Linked DNA regions of Mus musculus: regions 2 and 3 are each linked to region 1. Evidence: chromatin loops called from intact Hi-C (ENCODE). Cell type or tissue: left cerebral cortex. All regions are shown on one strand.

What was found. A loop is a pair of places that touch in the nucleus more often than their neighbours do. Peaks named below come from ENCODE experiments on the same cell type or tissue, not always from the same donor. Only the 100,000 strongest peaks of a DNase experiment are listed, where the experiment ranks them.
Region 2: a loop joins it to region 1, with 8 times the contacts of the local background. A loop is called at or near these places in 3 of 42 quality-filtered maps.
Region 3: a loop joins it to region 1, with 4 times the contacts of the local background. A loop is called at or near these places in 3 of 42 quality-filtered maps.

The regions. Positions count from the first base shown.
Region 1 is chr10:7,951,038-7,959,037 of GRCm38, forward strand. It overlaps Tab2 (TGF-beta activated kinase 1/MAP3K7 binding protein 2), which reads right to left and starts at 5,086. Exons shown (of 7, transcript NM_138667.3): 1 at 4,764-5,086. In left cerebral cortex, no CTCF peak of the experiment used is centred here; DNase peaks (open chromatin) are centred at 3,841, 4,101, 4,336, 4,878 and 2 more places; H3K4me3 peaks cover 3,359 bases; H3K27ac peaks cover 2,340 bases.
Region 2 is chr10:8,125,928-8,133,927 of GRCm38, forward strand. No RefSeq gene overlaps it. Among named protein-coding and RNA genes, the nearest start is that of Gm30906, 46 kb to the right of the region's middle. In left cerebral cortex, no CTCF peak of the experiment used is centred here; DNase peaks (open chromatin) are centred at 5,000 and 7,541.
Region 3 is chr10:8,173,662-8,181,661 of GRCm38, forward strand. It overlaps Gm30906 (a long non-coding RNA gene), which reads left to right and starts at 2,447. Exons shown (of 3, transcript XR_380102.3): 1 at 2,447-2,674. In left cerebral cortex, CTCF peaks have their summits at 3,568 and 4,203; DNase peaks (open chromatin) are centred at 701, 1,594 and 3,136; H3K27ac peaks cover 1,478 bases.

The DNA of each region.
Region 1 (8,000 bases):
CCACTCAGCATCTGGCCTGCTGAACTAGCTCCAGACCATGCCCTCCCCAACATGTGAGGAAGGCAGAGAGGAACGGAAGCCATGCTCTGGGATCTATCCTGAGTCCTGAGGAGCTCAATGTAGTCACCTCCCAGTGGTACAAAGATTTGCAATTTGAATGGTTATTCTGTTGTTTTTTTTCAAAATCTCGTTCACAAGCTGCACATTTGGCCTTTGTAAATGTTTTCCTTAATATTTTGCAAAGTGTATGAAATACCCTTGTTTATACAGTATGGGAGAAAGTCTATGTGCCATACATGCACTGTGCTACATATCTCAAGGGTCTGCATAAACTGGCATTTTATTCAGTTTTTGCTGTCCATTTCTCAAAGTGTTCAGGTTCAGTTTATCAAGCTAAATGACAGGCCCACAATGCTCCTTCACCTGAAAGCTGTAATGGTCCTCCTGTGTTAGACTAGATATGACACAAACCAACTCTCCAGAAAGCGCCCAGTGACACTATACTACAGGCGAGGCTGCTCTAAGTAGCCAAATGAAATGTGGATTTAACAATGCCCATACAGTGCTGGTAGAACTTGCTGCAATTACCAACTCAGCCATGTTTATTTTGCAGAGCTCCAGAAAGGCAGAAAACAAAAATGGCACAAAGTATACATACTCTACTGCTCACAACTTGTGTTTAAATTTACTACTTTATCAGCAGAAACCTTAGCCAATTTATTTTACAGATTAGAAAACAGGTTCAGAGAAGCTAAGAAGTCTTAACTGGCTCTAAATCAAGTGGCAAAGTAGAAGGTGGCCAAAACTAGGATTCAAACAAGGGTGGTAAATTCCAGAATTTTCTACTGAGTCACAAAGTAGCTTTCTAAAGTACTAACAATAGGAAATCCCTACTAATTGAAATTCTGTAACAATTTGTAATTCTGAAGCACAAATACAATTTTGTTTCCAAGTTATAAAGGATATTCTTAGTCTAAGAAAAAAATGTCACTGGATAGTTCTATTTTCTGAAATCAAGACTGGTACTCGCTGCAGAGCTGAGGTCAAACAATGCCCACTGCTCAGCCTCCATGCTTTCTTTCCTTGTGTTTTCCCCAGACACATTTTACTCACTCATTACATCTCTACCTATAAACTATATGAGAACAATTTTGTCTGTGTTCAGTGTACTACATCTTCAGGATTTAGGTGTCCCAGACACTACAAGCAGTGCTTAATAAAAACTTGAGAAGTGAATGAAAACTTGGTACCCCGTAGGGATTTGATGCTCAGTAGCACGGCTCTCATTCCTAACCAGGACACTATGTGTATAGTAAAACTTCTGCAATGGAACTGCTGATTAATATGAGGGAGGGCAAGGACATACCTGTAAGCACTGCATTGAGGTCAGCGCTCAAATCAAGACCCCATCTCAAACAAACAAACAAAATGAACAGGGTCAATAAAATAGTCACATTCAGCAAAACTTTATTTATCAAACACCACTGGGAGATAGAGATAGGGATCTACATAAAGTTTTGAATTAATGTACTTTTAAACTGGCAAAACCTAAAAAATATCTTACAGAAATCTTCAAACATCAACTTGTCAGCTAACAATCCTCAGAGTCAAGAAAATCTAAGTGAAATATGTAATTCCCTCCCATTTCCTTCAAAAAACAAGACTAGTGTGGGTAAAGCACCACTTGTAATAAACAGGCTGCTCTGAGATGAGGATACTCAGAAAATGACAGAGTCTTCCCCTTAATACTGGCCTCTGTTACCAAGCTCACAGCTGAGTTTAGTGATTAACCAAAGAGAATGCACAGTACCTAGCAACTCCGGGAGTACTTAGGGCTTGCCTTTCTGAGTAAGTGTGTATTCTTGACTTTTTAAGGGTCAGAATAATTTGGACATAAAATTTTAAAATACTGGCAAATACTTAGGGGACCATAAGCCAGAGGTCAATAATGTGAACATATATTTAATTTTCATTTTATTTCAGTATCTCCAAATCTCTTACTATCTGAATACAGTGTTAAGTGAAGACACACACAGCTTGTGAGCACCCATCAATAGAAAAAAACTCTCCTCAATGCAGTCCAGCAGTTACTTTGCTATACTTGGCAGCCATCTACTCCCCACACTTCCATATTCCTGCAAACTGCTCATCCAATCCTTTACTAGCATCTTCCTCGGCACACCTGTCTCTATTATCGCATAATCCTGATTTAAAGAGTTCTTATTAAAAGAAAGACAACATAAGTCAATCAAAACAAAAAGCATTACTTCTGTTCTCTGAGGCATGTGATATAATGAAATGTAAACGTTACTCTATGATTTATAATCTACATTATAAATATTTCCAGGAACTTTTAAAAATATAGGAAGGCAAAACTTCTTTTCTAAAGTATCCTGATATTCATAAAAATAAGCATTTAGTGTGTGTGTGTGTGTGTGTGTGTGTGTGTGTGTAACTTCAGGGTTAGAAAACCCATCCTACTGGAGCTTTACTACCGCATGCCTCATAAACAAGCAATCTCTGCTATACTTTATGCTTAGTTCTCAAAATGAAGGTGGCTCACTGAACCAGTTCTTTGGGAATTTTCCTTACATAAAAGAGGAATAAAACTTTTATTTCTGTCAAGGCACAAAGCCAATCATGTTAAGACCTTTGCCAGAGCATAAAACACTCAGTAGGGACATAATTGGGAGTCTGGGCAGTGCGCACCTAACTATGCAGAATTTGCCTCACTTAAATAGGTGTGGTAACTACACATCTTACCACAGCCTTGGCTAAAGGTAAGCACCTCTTTCCACAGCTGACTTAAAGTCTGCTCCCTGAGAAGCATTGTCATTTGCACCGTTGATCATTTCATCTACTTATGAATTATACAAACACAGGTTCTATTATGAGAGGTCACAGAGAACATTTTGAATAGTGGTATTTCCCAGTGTCCTTTGGAAACCATTCTAACTCAGAAAAAGCTATCTGATGAAACAAAAAGAAAGTTGAAGCAATGGCATATATTCAGTGGCTAACATAATAATTGCCATATTCAACTTTCAGTTTGATTCTTTAAGCCTGAAAACATAAAGCACTCTCTATTACACACTGGTGTAGGGGCAAGCAGAGGTTCTGAATCACTGGAATTTTTGTTCTATTTCCTGCTAATACACAGATAGTACCACCATTCAACATATTCATTCCACACACGTGTTAAAAGCTGCAGAAGCCTTCGTGGACTATCTGGATACTAACCCAACTCATGAATCTGACATTTTTTCCTAAGGATTGGAATTAAAGTAGCTAGCTAAAGCATATAGTAAAAGAAAAGGCAACTGTTCATTTATTAGAAATATGTATGGTTTCAAAAAGGTTTCAAGTTGTACAGTTTTAAAAGTAATCATGGATTCACCTTTACTAAGACATTAAGGATGCTTCTGAAAAGGCATCAAAACTCTTGCTGTACCAAGTGTGGTAAACAGTGATAACTAAAAGCCAAAACCAAAACCAAAACCAAAACAAACAAAAAAACCAAAAAAAAAAAAAAAAAACCAAAACAAAAAACAAACAACCCTCTTTTGTACCCAGTGAAATTCCTAGCAAAATTTGAAGCTGCTTCATGAGCAACATCTCCTTTGAGTAAGCTAGGACACAAAGCCATTCCTTTTATAAAATGGCAATCAACCTAACCCTACGATTTGGCACTTTACTAACTTACCCAGCACTGACAAAATGGATGCAAAGCTAGAGTGTCTGGCTGCTGCCTCGAATACTGCATTTGTGTCCAAGAACTTTCCAATGACTAGAAGCCCATTTACCAACAGCCTGCAATGCTTTTGGGAACCCGAACTTCACGGAGACTCGAATAAAAGCTCCAGGAGGCTGCAAGTCTCCACCACTCTCCTGAAAACCCCTCTTATCAGAAACATTTGAAGAATTCCTCCATAACAATTAAGCTGACTTGAATGGAAACTTAGCATCTCAAATATACTATATATGGAATGAAACTTGGCCAAACACGTAAATACAAACTCACACGCTCCCTGACACTTTCGGCCTACAATTATGAGCCAAGGATTCTACAGCATCAGCAACAGACAGATCCACCTGTCACCTGTCAGCAACACCCAGGGACCCTTGTTAAGTCTTCCTCTTCCAACCACTATCTCGGGGCAAGAAAATCAGAGTAGTCCTGTGGACTCTAAGGGGGCCCCAACCTCTTCACAGCGGGGCGTGCTGCCCATTTGGAAGAAGGCTGCAGACAAGCAAAATCGGAAAGCAAAGCGAGAGAGGTGCTTCCTCTTTACCCTGCACTTAACTTCCCCGGCTCTCCCTTAACTCGCGGGCCCCGAAGTCATCGTTATCCAGACCTGGGTTCCCCCAAAGGCGTCTGGTTCCCTCCCTCCCACTTCCAGATCACAGGCCTGGGGGCGGACCGGGGGCCAAGGCACCCCCACCCCCGGCTCTCTCCGGCGCTGGGCTCCGGGGCAGGCCCGGTCCCCCTCCCCCGACGCCCCGGAGCCCAGGCCAGGCCCCAGGCTCCCCGCCCCCACCCTCCCCGCAGGACTTGGGGGGCCTCCCTGCGCCTCGCCACCGCGGGCAGGACCCGGGCGGAGCGGCGGACGAAGGCGAGGAAGGCGCGGACGCCCCGCTAGGGCTTCGCGCGCCAGGCAGAGCCGGTCCCCGAGCCGCTGCAGGCGCGGGGAGCCGGGCTGGGGGTGGGGGGGGTGGGGGGTGGGGAGGGATCCCGCCGAGGCCCCGCAGCGCCGTCCGCTTACCCTTCGCCGCCGCCGCGGCTTCCCCCTCCTCCTCGTCCGCCGCCGCCGCCTCTCCCACTTGGGCAGCCGTCTCCCCCGTCGTCACCGCGGCCGCCGCCAGCGCCGATTCCACCCGGCAGGGGGGACACCTCAGCCCTCCCTCCCTCCCCGCTCGGCCCCCTCCGCCCGGCCGCCGCCAACTCCCTCCGGCCGCCGCCGCCGCTCGCGGCTGAGGGGGAGGGGAGGGGGTCGGCCTGGGGCGCCCCGCCGCCGGCGCCTGCCGCGGATCAAAGCGATGGCCGGGGCGGCGTCGCCGCGGCCCGCTGCTCGGCTCCGGCTCGCACGGCCGCCCTGCCTCCCTCCGCCCCCACCCCCCTGCCGCTCGCCTGCCCTCCCCCCACCCCCCCAGCTCTCGCTCGCTCGCCCGCTCGCGCCGCGGCTCCGCCAGCCCAGTCCGCATCAAAATACGGCCACACAATATGGCGGCGCGGCGGCCGGCAAACACCGCGAGATCTGAGGCGGCGGCCGTGACGAGGCCTCCCTCCGCCGGGTGGCGGGGATGCTCTGTCCACGCCCCACCTCCGCCAGCCGCCGTCCCCACTCCCGGCTCGCCGTGGCCGGAGGGGACGCGTCCCGGCGCGGGCTGAGGAGGAGCACGCGGGTCCCTCACGCTCGGACGGGGAGGGAGGGAGGGAGAGAGAGAGGAGCCGAGCGGTGCGCGCGCCGCCGAGGGCCTCGCGGCTCCGGAAGCGGGTGGCGGGCTGTGCGAGCAGGGCGAGCCGTGCGAGCCGGCGGCCCAGCTCGGGGAGACGGGCGGGACCCTGCAGGCCCTGACGGGCCGCGGGGCAGGTGGGCCTGAGGCGGAGGCGAGCGCCGGGCCTGCGGGGCTGCGGGGCCGCGAGCCGGACACACCCCCTTGGAGCCGGGCCGCGCCCAGGCCGCGAGCTACCGGGTGACCCGGGAGGGACGGCGGGTCGGATGGAGACCGGGCGGTGCGGGACGCGTCCTGGAAGCCGCGGGACCCGAGCGGAGTTTGGCTCGGCCGCTGGACTTTCCTTGATCAGCAGTGGGGGCCCGCAGAGAGAACGATCTAAAGAATCAAGCGAGTCGTTGCGATTGTAACTGCACGTTCCTAGAAGACCTAGAAGCAGAGCCAAAGACACTTTAGCTTCGAGGGGAGACGCGGGGGAGGGGACACTTCTGGTTTCTATCTTCTTAAAGATGTGCTTCGTTTTCCCTCGGGGTGGGGTGGGGTTGGGTGGTGGTGGTCAACGTTCAGATGTTTCTCACAATGTAAAATATTTTAAAATCTTGGCGGTTTCATATGGCAAAAAAAAAAAAGGCTTTTTTTTTCTTCTTCTTGACCCTGTCCAAAGTGTGCATATCGCTGCCAGTTTCTTCCTTGAAGAAATTCATACTACCGAAAAAAATCCGGAAGGACTATTTTTATTATTCTGTTATCAGTATAAGCTCCATAGGTGCTTATTGCTTATTGTTTTTAAAGCCCCTTTTTTAAACACTTAAAACCCTTTCACTTCCTTTTTACACTCAGTTTTACAAAGTACCTGAAATATTGGGGTTTAGCTCTACTTAAAAACTTTTAGCCCGCCAGAAGTCAGAGTGCTAATGATTTACAACATTGGAACTTTTAAATTTTTCTCTCGGTTGACATTAAGAAAGTAAAAGTATATACTTTGAAAAAGTGTTTTTTCTGTGTTCGAAGTAAAAGTAAATTATAATTCACATAGTAGATGCTGTTTTCATTAATTCACAGTAACAGACGCCATTGAGCCCTAATACTACAGTTCTCTGAGGAATTATTTCCATAGTCAGTGTAATGATTTTAGATAAATTGAAGAAATTATTAAATAAACAGTACTTCTCTTAAACTGAGGCACAATTCGAACATATACTGCTGAAATAATAGAAGTGGATTAAGAAAAAAATAGTTCCTGTTCAAAATTTGTTTTCTGAAATGTACGTGTACACATTTTAATAGAAATATATTTTCCATATAAACAAATGTAATGGGTTTGAGAAAAGGAAGAGAAGATATAATCGTACATCATTGCCCAAATTTGAAGAGCTTGGATCTCTAATGAAGAGAAAGCCCCAGATAGCTATGTAGAGGAAAACTCTATGAAAGAACTAATGCCTTTAAAAACAAACAAACAAAAAACAAAACAGAACAAACCCCTTCTGGGATCTTGTAAGAATCAAAGATCGCAGATTAAAGGATGCTAAAGAGCATGACATCCTAATGCGACATGAGACCCCAAGGCGGATCCCTTGCTGGGAAAGAAAAGGTTACAAAGTAGTTTGTATTGGGATAACTGGGTAAAGTTAGGTAAAGTTAGGACTACAGAGACAATGTAAGTATTATGTTATCTTTAACCTTCTGAAATTTGTTCTTCATTACAATATTCTTAAACACACTGAAGGGTTAAAGAGGTAAAAGAACACAATGTATAAAACTTTACCCATGTGGCTCAGAAAAAAAAATATGTATATTCTATATGCTTTTTCTGTGTGGATGTATACTTCCTATCTGCCATACACATACAGAGAGTGGTGATAAGTTTTAAATATTGGTAATTAGAAGCATTTTAAAAGTCATATTTGATGAATCTAGGGCATTTGTAGTGTCTCAAAATGTTTTGAAAGTTTGGTTATGAGCTTGGCCTTTATCGGGTAACATCTGCCCGGTTCTCAAAATCACTTAAGCCTAAAAGATCTTGCAATTTCTGATAAGTTTGACACTATTTCAAAACAAATACTTTTAGAAAGCCAACCTGGGCTAGAGATGCATTGTAGTGCTAGAACACACACCTGTGAGAGGCCCTGGGCTTCCGCCTCAGCACAGCAGTAGCAGCAAAATAGAGGAGGCCTTTCAACTCCTAGGGGCTTCCTTGGCTCAGCAAGGGGAGGCATTTAATGCGCTCCAGATAGATGGTCCCTCCTCTTATTTTCTCCCTACAAACAAACTGGAGGTTTGGCTTATCTGGGTATGTTTTCTAACATTTTCAGTCTATTTGATTTGGAACATAAATAACTAGGAATGTCTTTATATAGTTGATAATTATGATTTCTGTTTATAGAATTGGTGGATAGTCCCCTCTAGCCACAAGACTAATGAAAATAAGGGCAGACTGTGTCTTCCAAGTATTCTTTGTAGTAGCTACAGGAAACTGGATAAAATTCAATTCGCCATTCAGAACATTTTAATGTGGTTTTGTGCTTTCTGATTGAGCAAGCACC
Region 2 (8,000 bases), 170 kb after region 1:
GCTGTAAGATCAAGAATTGACAAATGGAACCTCATAAAATTTCAAAGATTCTATAAGGCAAAAGATACTGTCAATAAGACAAAAAGGCCACCAACAGATTGGGAAAGGATTTTTTACCAATCCAAATCTGATAGGGGACTAATATCCAATATATACAAAGAGCTCAAGAAGCTAAACTCCAGAAATTCAAATAACCCCATTAAAAATGGGGTACAGAGCTAAAAAAGAATTCTCAACTGAGGAATACTGAAGGGCTGAGAAGCACTTGAAAAAATGTTCAACATCCTTAATCATCAGGGAAATGCAAATCAAAACAAACCTGAGATTCCACCTCACATCAATCAGAATGGCTATGATCAAAAATTCAGGTGACAGCAGATGCTGGCAAAGATGTGGAGAAAGAGGAACACTCCTCCATTGCTGGTGTGATTGCAAGCTTGTACAACTCTCTGGAAATCAGTCTGTTAGTTCCTCAGAAAATTGGACATAGTACTACCGGAAGATCCAGCAATACCTCTCCTGGGCATATACTCAGAAGATGCTCCAACTGGTAATAAGGACACATGCTCCACTATATTTATAGCAGCCTTATTTATAATATCCAGAAGCTGGAAAGAACCCAGATGTCCCTCAACAGAGGAATGGATACAGAAAAATGTGGTACATTTACACAATGGAGTACTACTCAGCTATTAAAAACAATGAATTTATGAAATTCTTGTGCAAATGCATGTATCTGGAGGATATCATCCTGAGTGAAGTAACCCAATCACAAAAGAAGTCACTTGATATGCACTCACTGATAAGTGGATATTAGCTCAGAAACCTAGAATACCCAAGATACAATTTGCAAAACACAAGAAAATCAAGAGGAAGGAAACCCAAAGCGTGGATACTTCATTCCTCCCTAGAATAGGGAACAATATCTTTATTTCTTATCTAACTGTTTTACCTCTTTGGTTTGCACCTGAACCTTTCTCCTATTTTACCTGTTCCCAGAAGATAATTCAGCCGTACAGAACAGCCCATGCTTCATAAAAAGGCATCCCTGAGGTGGGGGTGGAGGTGGGGGGTGGGAAGATGGCTCAAGAGCAAGCAGGAAGACCTGAGTTCAGATACCCAGAATCCACATAAAGTCAGATCCAGGGGCACACAGATGTAATTCCAGAGCTCATGTAGTGAGATGGGAGGCAGAAGCAGACTCCCAGAAGCTGGAGGGCCAGCTAGCCTGGAGCACACAGCAAGAGAACATGAGAGATTCCCATCTCAAAGATTACAAGCAGCAGAGGTAGTCTTGTGACCTCCATACATCATGGCAAGTATAGATGTACAGAGACACACACGCACACGCACACGACTACAAAACCAGGTATCCAAAAGTCAGTTCATATCTACCAGGGAAATATAACAGCAAATGATCTAGGGTGTGTGTGTGTGTGTGTGTGTGTGTGTGTGTGTGTGTGTGTGTGTGTGATGATTTCCTAAGCTGAGAATGCTGTTCTTTGCTTCTGCCCTTTCCTTTCCTTGTCTACCCCGCCCCTCATTTTTCAAAAACCTCACTTCTTTACAGCTGCTTGAAAGTATATATATTGGTGACTTGCTATTCTGCAATATTATTGAGGCTCATCCACATTGGAACAGGTGGTAGATATTTCATATTCTATCCATCATGTATGCATGCACTTCATTATAGGTGGAAATTCAGCATTTTCAATCTCTCCACTCATCATGAACAGTCGCTTACATCTATTTCCTGCTTAAGTGTGAAAGCAATTAACTGAGCAGAATCAATGTGTCAACCTAGCAGGCAATGCCCCAGGTCTCTGCTCTACTACACTGATGCAGGCATCCTTATGGACTCTGGACACTGCCAAGAATTGCAATGTCTGCCAGGAGTGTGGCCCTAAAATCATGTACCACTTCCCTTTGTACTTCTTTGATTACAAATGAGTTGAACATCTTTTAATGTTTGACTATTGAGCTTTCTTCCATTATAGAATATTTATATTTTTTTCTGATTTTCCTCATTGGGTTATTTATTATTCCTAGTAGCACATAGGAAAATGTTTATATAGTATATTTATGTTATTGACTCATTGACATTCTTAATATTTTTGTTATCCTAACCTTTTGCCAGTTTTGTGTGTGCCAGGTTGTCTGTCCTGCTTGATGGCATGTGACTTTCATTCTTTCACACATCTTTGTGTGTGTGTGTGTGTGGTATGTGTGTAGGTTTATGTAGCTGATGGGAAGCCAGAGGTTGGGTCTCTCCATTGCTCTCCACCCCATGTGGCCTGGAACTCACTAATTTGGATAGACTGTCTAGCCAGCAAAACCTGAGAGTCCCCATCTATGCTTTCACAGTCTCAGATTACAACCGCTGTAGCATTATGTGAAGTGTTGACATTTCATAAGGAAAGTTCCTCAACTTTACCTCCTTCAAGAATGTTGTAAGGACTTTGCGCCTTCATATGAATTTCAGAATTACTGTACCAATTTCCAAGAAAAATTATGTGGTAATCAACTTAATCAATCCATGAATCTGTTACATAGAAACTGATATCCTTGCAAAACTGAACTCTCTGACCTATGAAGTTAGCATGTCCTTCTATTTATTTTTTTTTTAAGGCTCATGTATGTATTTAGGGGACGGGCATGCATGTACTAGGACACACATGCGGAGGTCAGGAGACAACCTCAAATATCAGTTCTTGCCTTTCACCTCGTGTGAGACAGGGCCTTTCATTGTTCTCGACAGGCTGGCTGACTGGAGATCGTGTGGCGACTCCTGAGTTCTCTCTCCACCTTGCAGCAGGAGCTGTGTGGTTACAGATGCAAGCCACCATGTCCAGCTGTATGTGGTTCTGGGGATATGAACACTGGTGTGCAGACTTACACAGCTAATGGGTCCACACACAGACCCATCTCCCCATCCTATTGCTATTTTTTTATTAATATCTTTTATCAGATTTAGTCATATTGGTGTACTGTGTTGAATTTCACTAGATGCTTTTTCTGAATCTACTAAGATGACCAACCCCTCCCCTTTCATGTGTCACGTTAGTTGTATGAATAGATTTTCTGACTTCTACCTAATACTCTTACATCCTAACATAAATCTAATTTGATTATGATGTAAGGTGTCACGTAGGGTCATGGAAGATAGGATTCTGTTTGTCAACACTTTGGTTTTGCTTCTATTTTTATGAATTTAAAATTTTAAAATCAAAAACAATTATTATGGAGTAAAATAAGCTGAGATACCATTTGCTGTTTGCCTGCTTCCTGGAGAGAGGACGAGGTTGGCTAAGACTGAGACTATCGGTCCCTAAGTGAGAGGACATTGTTCCCTTAGGACCACTCAAGGTTAATGTGGGAAGGTTTTTAAAATTCCAATTTAATTTATTAACAGTTAACAAATCATCTATATTTGCTATTATTGCCCAAAGCATCTTTTGTTATTTCTACTTTTTAAGGAACACTTCTATTTCATTTAAAACCTCAAGGATGGTGTTTTCAATCTGCTCACTTTTATTATATATGAACTTGTCCTATATATATAATTTGATTTTTTTTAGACTTAATATTTGTTATTTCTGTCTTTTGTCCCTTTTCCTCAAGCTCTTTTGCAGTGCATCTTTCTTTCTATTGATCTATATCAAGATACAATTTTGCACATCTAGATCTTTGAAGTGTTTATTTTAATCAGCTTCAAATTTTCTGTTCTTGTTATTCTCATTTTTTTTTCTTTCCCTGGGTTGGTTGTGTTGTTTTTCAAGATTACCCTAGGAAACTGGATGCTGACTTCAAAAATTTAAAACAATCGATATAAGCAATATAGTGACATTAAATTCTCTTTCCTATACTGCTGTCCTCACATTAATTTGGCACTTAGAGGCTCTGGTTTTAGTTTCTCAGTGTTCCTCTAGAAACCTTAACATACATTTTTTAATTAGCAGGTCAAATTCAGTCTACTCGAATCTCTTTTGAAGACTCCAGTCCTGTGAGCTTCCTTACTCCCAGTCTCCTCCCAGTCTCCTCCCAGTCTCCTTCTGTGTTGTCATGATGCAGCAGTTCATTCTATCTTATTTCAAGTTTTCATCCCAATAGCTCTCACAGGGACATTGTCCCCACGATGGCTTTCACGTTTATTCTAAGTTCCAAGACTGTCCCCTGACCTACTTTGGCTTTCAGAGTCCTCCAGAGTGTGGACTTGAGTCTGGCCCTCGCTTGGAGGGTGTCAAAACCATCTAAACACTCACCGTCAAGAAACTGTTGCTTTTTCTGAGAACTGTTTGCCTCAGACCAATTTCCCCTGCTCTTGCGATGATCGAGCAGTGACCACTCTCTCACCTTTTCCTGTTTTCAAACCTGAGGTGTACTGTTTTCTCTATGAAACCACTCTAGGGGAATTTTCTGGCTCCCCCCAAAACCTGCTTTTAAAAACAAAGGTCACGAAACATTTCCCTTATAAATTCCAGGTATTTCTGTTGGTTCGTTCCCCTTCCCTGTTCCTGAGGCTGAAGTCTAGGGACTTTATTGGCAGCTCTACTCCTTTGGAAGTCAGAAAGTCTTGTGAGACTTGGAAACAAACGGCCCTGAACATTGTCAGAATGCACTCTGTGCGGCACTCACGCTGATAAAACTCGGCAGGGAAATCTTTTAAGATGGTGGGGAGCAGGGGGAGTGGGGCCCTTATCTGGTAAGCGCAGCCCAGAAATGACTGAAGATAAGAGAGAAATATGATCCATCGCTCAAAAGAAAAGAGAGCCTTTAACAGCCACTGGAGAATGAGAGCAATTGAATTATCACCCAAACGCTGCTTCTGACTTCGGGCAGAAAAAGGGCTCAGTGTACAGCGGAGGAACCAGTAAGCCCACGCCTATACTCGAAGGAGTCTCTCTTTCCATTCTTCCCCTGCGCAGCACATCAGGCTCCTTTGATTTCAGATTATCTCGAAGCTTATTGCACGCCACATTCATAGAAGAGGCGGTAGAGGAAGACAAGTGTTACTAGTGGTGACAGCAGGCCCCAGTGTGGAGGCGGCAGAACAGGCAAAGATAGGTCTTTGGAAGATGTAGCTACAAAATCGAGCTCTCTACTGACTTAGGCACTGGAAGAGAGGTGGTTCCTGTGAGGGCAGGGGATCTTTTGTTTGCAAAATCTATACTCAGGATGGTGGTTTTGGCGTTTTCAGAATCAGTGAAATGGGCTTTCCTAAGACAGGTAATGATGTCTTGGTTTGACAGTGGGGAAAGTCCTTCCACAAGTATGCAAACCTAGAGACCTTCCTTTTCTGCCTGAGTGTTGTTCACTTCTGTTTCGTATCCTTACACCCCAGCCTCTGGGCGTGTGTGCTCTTGGGAGACTGGGCTCTATCTCTGTCTGTTCTCTTTCCTTGTCTATGAATGGACATTTACCTGCATATATGTATGTGTATCACATGCATGCCTGGTTTCCATGGAGATCAGAAGAGAGCATCGGATCCCTTGGAACCAGAGTTACAGATGGTTGTGAGCCACCATGTGGGTGCTGGGATTCAAACCTGGTTCCTTCGGAAGAGCAGCCACTGACCTTGCCCACTGACCGTCTCCCAGATCAACCTTCCTCTTCTGCATAGGCTGGCTTCACTCACCCTGTGGAAGAACTTGGCAAGTGCTGGCCACATTTGCAGTATAGAATCTGCCAGTGGACTTTTGGGGTGCACCTTTCATAAACCTTTTCATATGCTATTTAGAGTCCATTTCTTCCTCCCTCCATCTCACTGTGTAGTGCAGGCTACCTCCATACTATGTATCCTGTATTCAAATTTCCCATCCTCCTGCCTCAGGCTCCCAGGGGCTGGTCTTACAGTTATGAGTCACAATTCTTGGCTGAGAGCTCACCTGTTTTGTTTTGTTTTGTTTTGTTTTGTTTTGTTTTGTTTTGTTTTGTTTTTCGAGACAGGGTTTCTCTGTAAAGCCCTGGCTGTCCTGGAACTCACTGTAGACCAGGCCTCGAACTCAGAAATCCACCTGCCTCTGCCCCCCGGGTGCGGGGATTAAAGGCGTGCGCCACCACACCTGGCAAGCTCACCTTTTCTTAAGATTGAAGTCTGTAGTGTTTTAAAATTTTTTCTGTTTCCAACAGAATTGTTCATGTTTAATTTATACCATGTCCATGTAGGTATGACTGTAGGTAACATTTTGAGAGTAGATACTTTCTTTATTATGAAGAATTCAAAATTATTACAGTATTTTGTGAAACTTTTAAAATTTTGTATTTAAATGTGTTTATTTAAGTCCTTATTTTAAGTTATATTAATATTTTCCAGTCTATATGTCAAGTATTACTTTTGCACACTTGTTTGGTTCTCACAGTAATTCCACATATATTTACTGCCAAAGTTTCCATATTCTAGCTAAAGAACCCAGGCACAGAGAGGCTAGGTCACCCTCTCAAATAACACAGCTCAGCACACTGTTCCCCGCCTCAAGCCCAAACATCCTGGCTGTGTACACCCCAGCCATGTTCTGTTCTGATGACTCTGCACATAGATGTGCTGAGAATTTAGCCAGTTTCCCAAGTTCATTCACACATATAGGTACATTTATACAAACCACAACAATGTTATACAAAATCAAACATACCAGACACGAGGGTATAGGTACTGTACACTTCCACTTTTGTGAGGTACCCTCAGAGACAGAAAATAGAGCAGTGATTGACAAGAGCTAAGGAAAGGAGAGGGGGAAGTTGCTTAAGGGGCTCAGAGTTTCAAGTTGGGAAGATAAAGGGTCCTGTAGATATATGATGACATCACTACCCAGCACACAGACACAGCCTCTACCACCGAATCACACTCCTGAAAGTGGTCGATGTTATATTTATGTATGTTTCCCCACAGTTTGAAAGCACAGGGAGTCTCTTCAGGAGGCCAGTAGTGCAGCGAGTTCAGAGCATCCATTGTCACCAGGAGTTTCCAGTCCCTGGCGAAGTTGCACTCAGCCACTCAACACTTCAAAAGCAATGGACACTTCAAATCAGAAGCTGAGAGGAAGAGAGCTGCTGAGGACTGGGGGAGTCAGGCTGAGGGTGGGGGTGGGGCACTGGAAACTTGCTGGGGGAGGTCTGGAAACTGCTGCTGACCCATTGTCCTTGCCTCAGGCCATGTGGTGGGGGCAGCTTCTGAGGCCTAGACTTGCTTGGGATTGTCCAGTTCTTGGAAACAGAGATTTAGGCCTAGTCTCCTTAACTGCAGATTTTAAACCTGTCATGGAGTCAGCCTAGCCTTCCCAGGGAAGGGGGAGAGGGGGGATGGAAAGGGGGGAAGAGAAGGAAGAAGATGGGGAGGGGAAGGACTATCGTTTTTTTAATGTAAAGGTAGTCCCACTATGTTCTCCCTGTGTTTATTGAAGTGTGTTTTTTCTCATTCTGCTAGTCAAAGGATCCATTTTTGTATCCATTCTTTCTGAAGTGAAGTCACCCCGTGAATGGCTGCCTGCCCACTTCCTATATGTTACCCCGAGTTAATGAGCTCCTTGGAGAAAATGCCTACCAAAGTAAAAAGAAACTATTATTTGGACATTATTACTTCGGGGCTCTGCGGAAGCTTCGCGCAGAGACATCCTACATGCACAGCTTTGATCTCTTCGATATTTATTTCCGTATCAGCGGGAGTGTTTCTGGCTCAGGGCTGCTTCAGGCTGGGCGGGCAGATGTTGACATGTCAAACAGAGAGGACTCTAAGCTTTGCCTTCCACGTCAGTAGGCTGACTGCCTTTGGAAGACTAAGAAACTATCCAAGTGGGGGTGGGGGCGGGGTGGGGGCGGGGCGGGGAGGATCCCCTCCTACCTCCTAGTCCAATTACATAATAGAGATTTATCTGCCTTTTGTCCGAGGAGTCCCATGACCTAAGTTTGCTCCTAGCCTCCATTCAGCCATCACAACCTATTTTAATACATTCAGCTTTCCCTAATGAAACCCACATGTCTTAAATCAATAAAGCTATTGTTTAGCT
Region 3 (8,000 bases), 220 kb after region 1:
ATGGCTGGGATACAGAGGGTCTTCCTGGGCAAGCAATTACATGGCACCACCAGATCAGGGCTAAATGTGCATCAGAGAGAGTTCAGCTTGTACTAATTCAGGCCCAGCATCACTCTGTAGCTATCCTTGGTTATGGTACTACATTTTGTTCTCCACCTTGACAGTCAGTGGAGATTAAACAAGGATTAGTGATGAGTGTTAATGGGTATGTCTTTGTTTGTTTGTTTGGGTTACATTTCAGCCCATGATAATTCTTTTTTGTTCTATTTCTGTTAGTAAAACATTTAACACCAGGTATCTCAGCCTGTTAGGTTTCCAGTTTGAACTGGGAAGTTAAACTGCAAGATTCTAATCTCATGCATTTTATTTCTTATTTGATTCTCATTTTTATACTGTTGCATTTAGTGCATCACTGCTTTCAGGAGAAGCATCCTCGGGAATGCTGACCATGTAAAAGACATTACCATCCTTCTCAGCTCCTTTGAGTTGGGTAGCACACACTTTACAGTATTTCTTCAAACTAAACATTCAGCTTACCAAGAAACATAATTTAAAAAAAATTCTATAGGTTGTTCTTTTGCAACAATATATGTGAGAAGCCTTAAGAAATCAATTTAAAGGAGAACGCATTTACATGTGTGAGTGCTTGAGTCCCACCACACTAGGAGGCGTGATGAATTAGTCACAGCTCAGAGCCTGTACAGAATTGCGGAACATAATAGCTCTCACATGCAGCCTGGTGCAGCTGGGTTTCCCGGTGACTCAAGTCCCTTCAGAGGTGTAGACATTGGTATTGTGATTTTTCAAAAGGTGAACAACTCTTGGTAAAGCTCCAAGTCAAATAAAGTACACTTTACATGGACCTATGACAGCTGCATTCTGGGCGGGGGGTGGGGGGGGGGGAAGGGGACCTTCAGTGCACACGTGATGCCGAACAAAATTTGCTTTGCCATATTATGAAATACAGAGTCAGAACGTAGGACTTACAGAATTGTAAGGACATTTTCACCTAGATGAATAGCTCATGGCACAATCAGAAGTCCCATGAGTCTTTGAGCTCTTGCCTTCATATTCACTAAACACTGACAATAACCTTTATTGCTGCTGACAATAAAAACATGGCTTATGTATTTTAAACAACCCTGAGGATGGTACAACAACCCCTACCCTAGCAGAAAACAACATCCTGGGGTCACACTGAACTGGTGCAGGTGTGGGTGTCAGGAACACCCCTCATTTCTGAATGCCCACAGTGGACATGCCCCCCTTCCCTGGGGCAAGGATAGACAGATGCTAGGGAAAGCTTGGGAGCCAGTGGAGCAACACCTTAGGCAGTCCTCTCTGGCCCCACACCTCATCAAGGTCTCTGCTATACGTGGTTCTCATTTTGTCGACTCCCACTGTGTCCAAAAACTGCAGTCACTCCTGGAAATTACAGAGACTCAGGTTTCCTTCTTGGCTTCAGGTAGTTAGAAGTCTAAAATAGATGTGGGAAAGGTATGGGGTTAAAATAGAGCAGGCATTCTTAGCCTGGTCTTGGCAGTGTGCTGCAGTGGTGTCCTCCGTCTTTGCAAACCCTTGCTTGATGCTCAGACACAGGTGGCATGTAACAGCCTCAACCGCTCAGGATAAGTCTGTGGCGGTGGTGTTCATGGTTTTTAATTTTATTTTCAACATAATGACTTTTTAAAAAGTTGTCATTTTAGGGATGTAGAAAAGTGTCCAAATATGCTACCCTCTCACACTTTCAATATACTGGACAGTAAGACATTCAACACTTTGTTACAAAACAGCCTGTGTTGAATAATTTTTGCTGCATTCAGGCTAATGTAAGGATGGTGGGGACTTTTAAGCTAGGATGTTCTGGTGCTTAGCTGGGACAGATGCATTTTTAGTTTATAGCATTTAAGTGATGAGGAGTTTAAAAGGGTGTAGTTGTACCCTATGTTTGGAAATTCGTGTGTGTGTGTGTGTGTGTGTGTGTGTGTGTGTGTGTGCATGGACAAGTTTGTGTAGTGTGTGCTGCCTGCACACATGTGTGTAATACACACAACTTTGCTCTGTTTAGGAAAAACAGATTTAATCATATTCTTCTATAACTCTGAAGCAATCAAAGTTACAGATTATGGACAAAGTAGACCGATGCACAAACGGTAGATTGGTGGGTTTTCAGAAGCTGCTCTCTGGGCTGCAGAAACTTCTTTTGCAGATACCCTACCAGCAGAGATTACATTCTCATGACGTCGTGGTAATCAAGGGTCTGTGCGGGGACCATTCTACTACAACTCCCAGGTAATGCCTCTTGAGCCCTGGCTGAACATGAGATATTGATCTAAGGTCCAATGGTCCAGCAGTGGTTAGAACAAAACTCACTGTGAGGTAGTGATTCTGGGATGTGAGACAGATGCCAAGACAGACAATGTCCAGGACTCTTGAAGAATATACAGAAGGTAGATGAAAAATCCCCAGGAGGAGGCAGCAGCCCTCCTGGGCTGCACAGATGTAGCTGTGTGTATCAGCCAGCAGCCCTAAGGGAACAGAGGTATCCTGCAGAAGGCAGAATCTGCTGGGGGGGGTCTGCCTATGTGAGGGGGCGATGCCAAGACTGGCGTGGAAAAGCTCCAGCAGCATCAGGTCCCAGATGCCTTTCGGTTCTGCTGGGTCAGCTACTTTGGTAAGCAGAAGGCTTTGTGGGGTGGCCTGTTAGCATGACTTGCAGTTTGGTGAGCATTAAAAGCTCCCATTTCTATCGACTATTGTTACTTGTTGAGATCCTGTGTTTGAAAAGCAGACTGTGGCCTATCTGGGTCGGAGGATGAGGGGCGGGGAGGGTGGTTTCTAAGAGGGAAACTATGTGCTGACTAGAACCACGTTGAAAAGCGGTGTGGTTTCCACGCGATGCACTCTGGAACGAACATATTTTGCCTTCACCCTGGAACAAGGCCTTTGCTGAAAAAGAAAACCTACCTTCACCACAAATGCAAGGATCGGTCTCCCTCCCTCGCAGCTTCAAGCAGCTTTGCCCACTGAGGGTTAACTCACCCTGAGGTCATCTTGTCTCCCCAAACCACAGAGCTCTTTTTCCTGCCTCCCCCTCTTTCGCACAGATGTTTACGAAGAGAGAACAGGAGTCACTGCCAATTCAGTAGGCTCCTTGCTCTTTGTGCATTTTAAAGGCATTTGCTCTTTGGGAAGAAAATCATGAGAAATGAGAATCTTGCTGTCTTGGCTGGAAGCTGTCCCATTGTTTGCAAGGAGGGCTGGTTGCCATGGTTCTGGACAGCAGACAGATGCATTTTCTTAGAGCAATTTTAACTTGCAATTGGATCTATTAAAGAGCGAAGGTGGCCAGTTCCCAACAGCAAAAGGTCTGTGAGTTATTTGCAAACACCCCAGCATGCTATCATTCAAAACCAACTGTACATGGTTTTAAGTTACTCAAGTCTCTCCAGATAGGCCCAGTTTGGCCCAAATTTTGCTTCACAGAGGGCAAGCCAACTATGTTTCAGGTTTTACTGGCCTATTTTTTTTTAATATTTATTTTTATTTTATGTGTATGAGTGTCTTGCTCCCAGGCGTGTCTGTGCACATGTGAGTGACTGGTGCCCCTGGAGGTCAAAAGCAGGATTCAGATCCCATAGGACCACAGGTTACAAATGGTTCTAGGTTGCCACGTAGATACAGGGAGCAACCCTTACAACTGAGATTGTCACAGCCTTAAGGAGGCCACAGGATTGTTCCCTTCTGAGTCTCTCCTTACAGGACCCACATGGCACATCGCAGAAGGAACCTTTAAACATGGTGTACTGTGTAGGTATTATAAAGTGAGGATATTGCCACAATTCTTTTTGTAGGAAGCAGTGGTCTTCTCTATCTTCCTTGAAGTTAGGGCCGATGCTCCAGAGTGTACCCCAACTCATTTTGCATTATGTTGGCTTTACTGTCATGGGAGCCTTCCATTCTCTAGAACAATGGCCCACACCCTTATGAGAGATGCTACATCCTGAATCAGGGCCACATCTCTGTACAGCTCTCTCTGGGGCAGGAAGTGAAGAAGCTATCTGTGCCGGGCTAGAGAGATGGCTCAGTCACTAAGAGCAAGTATTGCGCATCCAGAAGACCCAAATCTGGTTCCCAGCATCAATGTCAGGCAGCACAGCCTGTAACTCCAGCTCTGGGGGCGTTAACATCTTCTGGCCTCTGGGGGCACTGCACTCAGTGGCGCTCAGCAAGCATGCATGCAGAAGTTGTACAATAGTCCCTGATTTATAGTCCTATGCTGAACCTCGAAGTTTTCTTTTTTTTTTAAATCACATACCAAAATTGAACTAAATTGTATGATGTGGAACATCCCACCATTCCCTACAAGATTTCTTATATTATAAGGTTTCTTATATTGCAGGTCTGCTTGGAGACTTTGCTGAAGGCCACTCCTTAGAGAAGTTGATTTCTGGGCCCTCCTTAATTCTCCCCCATTTTCACTCTCCTAATGAAGATGCCTTTAAAGGAGAGTCTGTCCTTCCTTTTAAGGCCTACCATGTTTAGATATTCATGTACTTCACTGTTTACATCCAATGTGTTCACAGTTGCAGATTACAGTCCATTCTGTGGGTAAGTCGTGGCATCAGGAACTTCATCCTATCAGTCAAGAGTAGAGAGAAAACAATATCCATGAGCCCACTCACTTCCTTGTGCTCAGCTCCTTCTCTGTTCTTATACAGTTCAGTGCTCTCTGCCTAGAGAGGCAGTTCCCAATTTACATGTCTGTAGGCCTCTTCATGGTCTTCCATTGTGGTCTATTGATAAGTGGAAAGAAAAGAATGGGGATGGAGAAGAGGGGTAGGGCAGGGCAAAATTGGGAGACTGAATAGAAGAGGATGAAGTGACCAAAGAGACAGTGAGTAAATTCATCCACAGGAGACTGACCAGAGAAAAAGCAATATCCACAGCATGCACAGAAATGAGAATTCAGTTTAATCAAATACCTTATTCCAACATTCCATATATTTTGTACTTAAAGATGTTTAGTTAGCAGTGACTTAAAATAGAACGATTGGGTCTGGATCACAATACTGCTGCCCCTATAGCAATGTGAGTTGAGATAACTTCATCCTTACCACAAGGGTACTATTAGCTCTGTCACTCTGCCACCATTATGAAATACTAGTTATTATCAAATTTAGACAGAGAGCATTTAAGAATCCTGCTTTATAACCCAAGAAACATTCACACTTAAATTTAGGTTCCTTTCAGTATGTGAATTACTTTATTATGAAATGATATTACTTACCTTGAATTAAGTAAATCGGTGAAGATGAAATCATAGTTTGAAAAATATTTCATCTGAATTATTAGCTAGATTGTAGAAAACATACGTTCAGATAATATATACTTTAAAATGCTTCCTTATATAAGACCTTGGGTAGCACTTGCAAAACAGTGAGGAAAAGCCCTTACTATTCTTTTGCAAAGATTTACACTCCTTTTTCAAACAGAGGTAAGCTGTGTAGTCACTACAAACTCTTAGGTAGTTGGGGGAGCAAGATACGAAGACACTCCAGAGTAGTGTCTGTGGAGCTAAACCAATACCTGTGGGGATGAACCAATAAATAATTAGCCAGACTGCTTCTCTCCTTTTGGATCTGTGGGAATCTGTAAGCCCCGAGGTCTTGACACTGAAGAGGAAAGAAGACACTGAGTAATTGAGACCCTCTGCCAAACAGCATGTATCTGAACACTCCACACCAGAAAAGCTATGATTCTAACAGCCCTTCTGCGGTACTGGGTTCTGCCCCTTACCATCTAAATACTTCCTGCTTCTTCAGCTGCTGAGGGCCTGCTGTGGGTCTATCTCTTAATTTTCATGCTGTGCTTGGACTGATGAAAGTTGACATGCTAGTAAAGAGAGCTTAGAAGCATGACTCTACAGGATCTTTCACCCAGCCATTGCTTCATATCAACCAGAGAGCTGACCGTACCTTCAGTGTTTCACTTCCCATAAGGAGCAGGATGGGAGAAAAAGCACACAGTTCCATCCCATCATGCTTTAATTCACTCAACATTGGAAATCTCATTTCTACTCAGGTACCAATCTTGAGTTGTGTAGCCATCAATGGATAGCTAGTGTCTACCATGGTCAATGATGCCAGGTCTGCTTAGTAGAACTCCTTTATCAGGCCAGGCACCACTCCAGGTGTGCAGTCACTGATCCTCGCTCCAAGTTGGAGCATTAAGTTTCAGATTACTGTCTTGGCTTAATGTCCACATAATTTCCACTGAAGTATAGCATCAACCTCAGTTAGCGACTTTCTTGCATTGTCCCCTCCTCTTTCCCTGCTGACTGCCCTACCACACATAGGCAATATATGTGTTTATTTGTTTTCTTTGACTCCAATTATTCCTCAACCAATTGGGGTACTTTATCCAACTTGGTGCCTGTCAAATTATTGTTTAATCTCTTAACAAATTAAAATCTCTTATCAACCACTTGACAGATGAAACTCAAAAGAATATTTAGGGGCTTATCTTGAATGTGTCTTTCTGATGTGCAATTTGAAACTACAGGCTGGAGAGATGGCTCAGTGGTTAAGAGCACGGACTGCTCTTCCAAAGGTCCTGAGTTCAAATCCCAGCAACCACATGGTGGCTCACAGCCATCCGTAATGAGATCTGACACCCTCTTCTGGTGCATCTGAAGACAGCTACAGTGTACTTAGATATAATAATAAATAAATCTTTTAAAATATTATATATATATATTAACACACACACACAAAGTACTTAGCCACTGAGTATCTGAGTTTTCTATTACTCCATGAGAAGAAAGAAATAGTTCTGGTAATTTTTCAAGTTGAGAATTAGGCTTTCCGAGTTCTGGGTAGTGTTGGCATTTGTTTCAGATTACTTGAGTCAGGGCCCCCTGGCAGTCACACCCTGAGACGTTAACCTCTTTCCAAGAACTGCTTTAAAAGTTCAGGAAAAGGATGAGTGAGCTGACCTTAGCAAAATTAGATGTACTTTTCCAACTACAGTGCTTTGCTAATCAGTGTCAAAGTTCTAGGTTTTCAGCCATCAAATGCTAAGAGACCTTTAGACACTTGTGTCCCCACCTCCTCCAGGAGACAGAAACACTGAATTTGATGAAGCCATGGCACGTGGGTCATAACTTGCTGTGTGATTATAATTGGATTTAGTTTGCATGGGACATGAACATTTTTTAATATTATTTTTTTAGTCTCCATGGAAGCCCTGCTGTTCAGTTATTGAGTTTGCATTCCAATTAGCACCTTTACATCTCACCCACTGTAGCTTCTCTCTCCATAAATCTGTGATGACATTTCTGAGAAGATCCACTGACATTCTAGCCAAGCCAGTCAACCTCTGCTTTTGCTGACTAGTTCATCTTACCATTTCACTAGCTGGATGTACGATGTTTTATCCTAGGTTTAACCAAAGCTCTAATAGAGCCACTTATGAACAGTTAGATGGTTTCCTTAGAGCTCCCCTGACTGTTGAAAGAGAACTTTGAACACCTGTGTAAGTAACTGGGTCACCCTTCGGGATCTCGAAAAGCTCTGCTGTCCCTTTCTTTTCCCGTCTTCTTTCTTTGTTTAATTTAATCAATTAGTTGTGAGGTGTGCCAGGTTTTTCACTGCCCCCTCTCTTTTCATCCACACCACCGGCCCAAATCCAAGCCTATGACTACTTAGAAGGTCTTTGGCCTGGGGACACACGATGTGGGTGGGTGGAACCGCAAAACACACAGCAGCAGCAAGGGCCAATGAGCATGAAGGACAGGCAGAAGAGCACCAGGCAAGTCCAAGAAGCAGAAACAAGGGAGCCAAGAGAAGAGCAAGATGGGGCACAAGGTGGACATTATTCTCATTTGGTCAACTGGGCCAATCAGGACCAGGGACCTGCTAGGACCACTCTCAGAGGGACACAAGAGCTCTGTCCCAACTTCACATGAGATGTGAGGCATCACTCTAAACCTAGGTTGA